Regions from separate parts of the Homo sapiens genome. Here region 2 is linked to region 1. A link is an interaction called in ENCODE POLR2A ChIA-PET data of the cell type or tissue named here. Cell type or tissue: MCF 10A. All regions are shown on one strand. Each heading gives the region's core, and the rest is flanking DNA. Links, peaks and the distances in the headings are about the cores only.

Region 1 (2,920 bases), core at 259-2,758:
GCCACCTCGCTCAGCCAGTTCACTCATTTTTTAAAAAATGGTGATCCACCTGAGGCCAGAAGTTCAACACCATCCTGGCCAACATGGTGAAACCCTGTCTCTACTAAAAATACAAAAATTAGTTGGGCATGGTGGCATGTGCCTGTAATTCCAGCTACTGGGGAAGAGGCAGGAGAATTGCTTGAATCCAGGAGACGGAAATTGCAGTGAGCCCGAGATCATGCCACTGCACTCCAGCCTGGGTGACAGAGCGAGACTCTATCTCAAAAAAAAAAAAAAAAAACAAGGTGGTCCACAGGAAGAAATACATTGCAGCCAACACATACAAACATACATACGTATGTTGTGTATGTAGATTTATCCATATTATCTAATCAAATGAATATAAAATTTCACAAATCAATATTTTAAAAAAGCACAGTTGGGGTCTTGCTCTGTCACCCAGGCTGGAGTGCAGTCATGTGATCATAGCTCACTGCAGCCTTGAACTCCTGGACTCAGGTGATCCTCCTGCCTCAGCCTCATGAGCAGATGGGACTACAAGCATGCAACACCACACCCAGCTAAGTTTTTGGGTTTTTTTTTAATTTTGTAGAGATGGGATCTTGCTGTGTTGCCCAGACTGGTCTTGAACTCCTGAGCTGAAGAAATCCTCCTGCCTCAGTATCCCAAAGTGCTGGGATTACAGGTGTGAGCCACCATGCCAGTTCAAATCAATATTCTTTTTTTTTTTTTTTAATAAAATTAGAGACAAGTTCTTACCATGTTGCCCAAGCTGGTCTCAAACTCCTGGGCTCAAATGATCCTCCTGCCTCAGCCTCCCAAAGTTCTGGGATTAACAGATGTGAGCCATTGCACCCAGCCTCGAATCAATATTTTTATTATGTGTTCTAATATTTTCTCTTCTGTTCTGTTCTATCTCACTATTTTAAAATGTTGGCTACCATCCAATAAACTGATTTTACCATTCACAGTTTAAAACACATTGCCCTAGCCCAGTGGTTCTTAAAGTGTGGTCCCAGGACAAGCAGCATCAGCTTCACCTGGGAACTTGTTAGAAATGCATATTCTTGGCCCCCACCTCAGTCTTACTCAGTCAAAGGCCCTGGGGGTGGACCAGGCCACCTGGTTTTAGCAAGCCTCCCGGTGATCCTGGTGCACAGTAAAGTCTGAGAAGCTCTGCCAGCCTGTTGGATCTCAGCCTTGGCTTCACACTGGTATCACCTGGGAACTTTAAAAATATTTGCTGCCCAACTCCACCCTCAGTGATTCAGAGTCTTAATTGGCCTGGGGCGCAGCCTGGGCATCTGGGAGTTCTCATTAAAGCCTCCCAGGTGATTGTGACGTGCAGCTGGACTGAGGATCACTGTTCTAGGGTATTTCCTTCCCTGATTCCTGCCTCTCCCTCAGAGATCTTAGCTTGCAAAGGTGAACTGGACCCTGGGTGAACCAGCCCCATTCCCACTGGTGAACTCTGCACGCACCATCCCGGATAATGATCTCAAGGGGTCGGCCCTATTCACACCCCTATTTTACAGGTGAGAAAACTGAGGCTCTGAGGCATACAGCCAGGAGAAGGAAGCCAGGAATTGAGCTCAGTCTCTCAACCAGCACATCAGGTGGCTTCCTCCACCCGGCTACTAGAATGTTTAGTTCCCAGGGCTGCAAATTTCCCATATGACAAGAGCGGCCCTTTCTAAAGATGCATTAGGCCAGGCATGGTGGCTCACGCCTATAATCCCAGCACACTAGGAGGCTAAGGTGGGAGAGTCACTTGAGCCTGGGAGGTTGAGGCTGCAGTGAGCTGTGATCCCACCACTGCACTCCAGCCTGGGCGACAGAGCAAGACTCTGTCTCAAAAAATAAATAAATTATAATAAAAGTGCATTTAAGAAAATCACAATTTTAAAAAAATCACAGGATTCATTTTTTAAAAGTCAATGTTCAGCTTGATGTGGTGGTTATAATACATGTCTAGCTCCTAAAATATTCCAGGTACTTTACACACATCATCTGAACTCAGCCTCATAATCGGCCTAGTTTTCAGATGAGGAATGTTGAGGCCAGAGAAGAAAAGTGAATTCAGGTTTAGCTTCCCTGTACCAAGCTCATCCAAAGGCTTGACCTTGAGCTCAACTCTTCACTTTGGCAATTATTTAGTAACAAAGTGAGGGTGACTTACCAGTTTTTCTGGCTCACATGATAACAACAACAATAATAATAGCTACAATGTACAGCTCTCTGCATTACAGTGTGCCAAATGTATACATGTGTGATTTTATTCAACCTTCACAGCCCTAAGAAGTAGGTATGATTATTATCCCCATTTTACAGATGTGGAAACTGAGGCTCAGAGAGGTTGAGTCACTACCTCAACGTCACAGAGCTAGGAAGTGACTTTTCTGCAAGTCATAGCCAGGCTCCCAGAGCTTGGTTGCTTAATTCCTATGCAAAACCCTCCCATGATGGATGTGGTCCCACCACTTCTCCCAAAGGGAAGGAGATGATGAAATAAAGGGTTTCAAGAATAGAGCAGGTGGAAGTGATCTTTAGCAGGGGGTAGGAAACATCTGTGAGTCTATTGCTATCAAGACTGATTCTGGCCAGGCACAGTGACTCACGCCTATAATCCCAGCACTTTGGGAGGCCAAGGCGGGCGGATCACCTAAGGTCAGGAGTTGGAGACTAGCCTTGCCAACATGGTAAAACCCCGTCTCTACTAACAATACAAAAAATTAACCGGGTATGGTGGCACGTGCCTGTAATCCCAGCTACTCGGGAGGCTGAGGCAGGAGAATCGCATGAACCCGGGAGGTGGAGGTTGCAGTGAACCGAGATCGTGCCACTGCATTCCAGCCTGGGCGACAGAGCGAGACTCCGTCTCAAAATTAATTAATTAATTAATTAAAATTAAAAAATA
Region 2 (2,920 bases), core at 285-2,784, 370 kb before region 1:
GTCATCTTCAGGAAAATTGACATTGTTAAGTTTTTCCTTTTTTAACGGGTGAAATACTGTTTTATGCTAACCTTCAGTGTTCCACTGACCATTATGGGACTAACTGAGCAGAAGCGTGGGCATGGAGGAGGGAGAGGAGGAGGGAAGGAGGGAAGGTTAGCACAGACAACACTTTCTAATCGTAGAAAATCTCTATTTCCTGTAGCTGTGCAGGTGGCTTATCCACTAGATGGCACTGAAACGAGTTATTTGGGACAAAAACAAAGCTAAATGCTTCACCTCCCCTGCTACTTCTATCAATATCTATTATATTTCAGCTGGTTCAAATGTAAATGTTTAAAAATTAAGATCACAAAAGTACTAAAAAAACTCCTTATACCCTTGAGGCGAGAAAGATTTTTAAAAACAGGACCGGATATTCAGAAGCTACAAAGCAAAGATTTGCTAAGATTTCTTGCTTTCTGCAAATATTTTTTTGAATACCTGCTACATACAATAGACAAGAGACATTACACACTAAGTTGAGAAACAAAAGGCAAACCAGGGGAGAATATATGAAACATGTATACCTGGACAAAGGTTAATATCCCCCATATACAAAGAGTGTCTACAAATCAATAAGAAAATAATCTACTCTCTGGTAGAAAAAATCCACTCTCTGGGCTAAGGAGACATAAACCAGAGATTTCTAAAAGTATAAATATGAATGCTTTATAACATATGAAAAGATATTTAGTGAACTAGTAAGTAAAGGACTGCAATATAAAATCAGCAAGGAGAAAAACATTCTTATTCTGGTCACTGATCCTGGGGTTTGTGGTCAATACAAGGCTACAATGTACTTTTCCTTCCCAAATTTTCTTCTTGGTACAGCACAGTACCAATAGGGGATGTGTTCCCAAGCACCTTAACTGTCCAGAGTTGGAGAGGGGTTAGGTAAATTACAATACAGCTATACAAGGGATTGTTAGGCTTGTACAATGAATCAAAGTTACTTGGGATCTGTAATCACACAGGGAAATATGAGTGCTTCATGTCAGATAAAGGAAACAATTCAAAACGGTACATGTAGAATCAGCAACTGTTTTGAAAAAGTACACAGGGAAAAATCACGGAAAAGAAAAACAACAAAATGCTTTTCTAGCTGGTCGTTTTCCCTCTTTCTGTTTCTCTCTATTTTCTGAAGTTGACAGCATGCATATGCTACTTTTATAATCGAGGAGACAAATTTAAAAATTTTAAACGTTGTAGAGCATTTTCCTATTCTATAGGCTCAGGAACCCTGTTGCCTGCACCACTGCTTATCCAATGTCCCTGACAACAGACCGAACCTCGTAGAATCAATAGCAGACGCTTGTCACTCCTATAACTGTTATACCCTGATGTCAATGGGCTGCTGATTACTCAGCCCTGCGGAATGCTTTCATGTACAGCGTAGCGAATCCTCACGTCCACCCCTGAGTAGGTTCTATTACTATCCCTCTTCTAAAGACACAGAAACCAGAGCTCAGAGAGGTTAAAGCCCCTGGCCAAGGTCACACAGCACAAAACACCAAACTGAGAGTTCCACCCAGGTGTGTCAACCTCTATAGCCTGGGCACTGAGCACCTTCCTGATCAGCCTCCCCCCCAAGAGAAGGAGCAAGGTGAGAAATGTCTGCCAGGAATTGCAAATCTGCATCAGATTTGTAAAAACCAAAGCACAGTAGAAAACAACATTTTGGGGCACTCACCTGTCTCTTATCTCCTCAGCAATGTTCATCTGCCTGCCCTCTCATTTCCTCGTTCCTTGTTTTTTTTTTTTTTTTCCTTTTAACTAATCACTCAGTTAACAAGTTAGCCTTCTGAAGCTTGGGTCCGTACCTAGTGACTCTACGAGTGCGATAAAGGAATCAGCCATCACCAATACAGAAGTCAGAGAGGTTTAAATCACATCATCACCCACAACAATGACATTAATTATGCTTTTAACACGTTTTACTGCTTTTTTTTTCTCACTTCACGCCACATCTGTGTGAACAATATCCAAAAGATTTACGGTTTTCTTTCGTAATTACAGACATCCAGGCTGCACACTTATCAAAATACTTGCTGAGCCATCAGGCTCTGTCGTATTCTCTGCCAAAGATCTGTGTTGGCAGCAGTCACTCAAAACAAAAATGTTGAATCAGGACTTGTGTGGCTTCGGGTGGCGGGGAGGAGTATTTCGACAAATAATTTGCCTGTCAAGAAATATAAAAACAGGAGTGTGCGCGTCCCAGCGAATTTTCCAGGAGTGTTATTTTTATGGAGGGGGTTGGAGCTGGGGGGCCGGCAGTGAGCGGGGAAGCTGGAAGCGCCCAACACACATTTGACATTTGGTTCTTGTGTCTGAGGATAAAATTTAATGAGAACAAAAATATGTCTTCCTAATTCCCCTAAGAAATCATTAAAACATTTTGTTATGCTTAAATGTCTCGAAAATGAATTAGAGGCCCTAAAGGGGCTGTTCGTATGGTACGTCTCCATCAGTTAAGGCTCCTTGTTCTCTAAGTCGGTGACAGCTGGGGACAGCTCTCCCGCCCCTGCATTTCTGGGGAGGAGAGTTGGGAAATCAGACTCCTGGAGTCAGCACTGGGCTTGGAATGACCTTCCTGCTCCCGGGCTTTGGGGAAAGAGGAGAGAGGGTATATGGACCTTCCAGAAGGTTCCACAGCAATCTTGGGACCTTGAGTGGCCCCTGGCCTGTGACTGTTTTAACAGTCTTCTCTCCAGAAAGATGAGGGTCCCATAAGAACACCCCCCAAAATGAGGGCTCGTTTCCAAGTGGGGGGCCGTAAGACCCTTCTGTTTCCCTTTGTCTTCCTGCCTGTCTGTACCCCCAAGCACTAGACATGCTGGTGTCCCCCTGTGACTGTGATGACAGGCTATGTGACCGATGA

Evidence for each region. ChIA-PET counts read pairs that join two places held together with the same protein. Peaks named below come from ENCODE experiments on the same cell type or tissue, not always from the same donor. Only the 100,000 strongest peaks of a DNase experiment are listed, where the experiment ranks them.
Region 2: POLR2A ChIA-PET joins it to region 1 with 6 read pairs; 2 of 35 experiments call an interaction of 5 or more read pairs at or near these places.

Annotation. Positions count from the first base shown.
Region 1 is chr12:110,895,096-110,898,015 of GRCh38, reverse strand. The region is part of intron 9 of CCDC63 (coiled-coil domain containing 63); the gene reads right to left. Among named protein-coding and RNA genes, the nearest start is that of MYL2, 24 kb to the left of the region's middle. In MCF 10A, for the core only: no CTCF peak of the experiment used is centred there; DNase peaks (open chromatin) are centred at 1,275 and 2,525.
Region 2 is chr12:111,269,531-111,272,450 of GRCh38, reverse strand. All of the region lies in intron 4 of CUX2 (cut like homeobox 2), which reads right to left. Among named protein-coding and RNA genes, the nearest start is that of MIR6760, 33 kb to the left of the region's middle. In MCF 10A, for the core only: no CTCF peak of the experiment used is centred there; no DNase peak of the experiment used is centred there.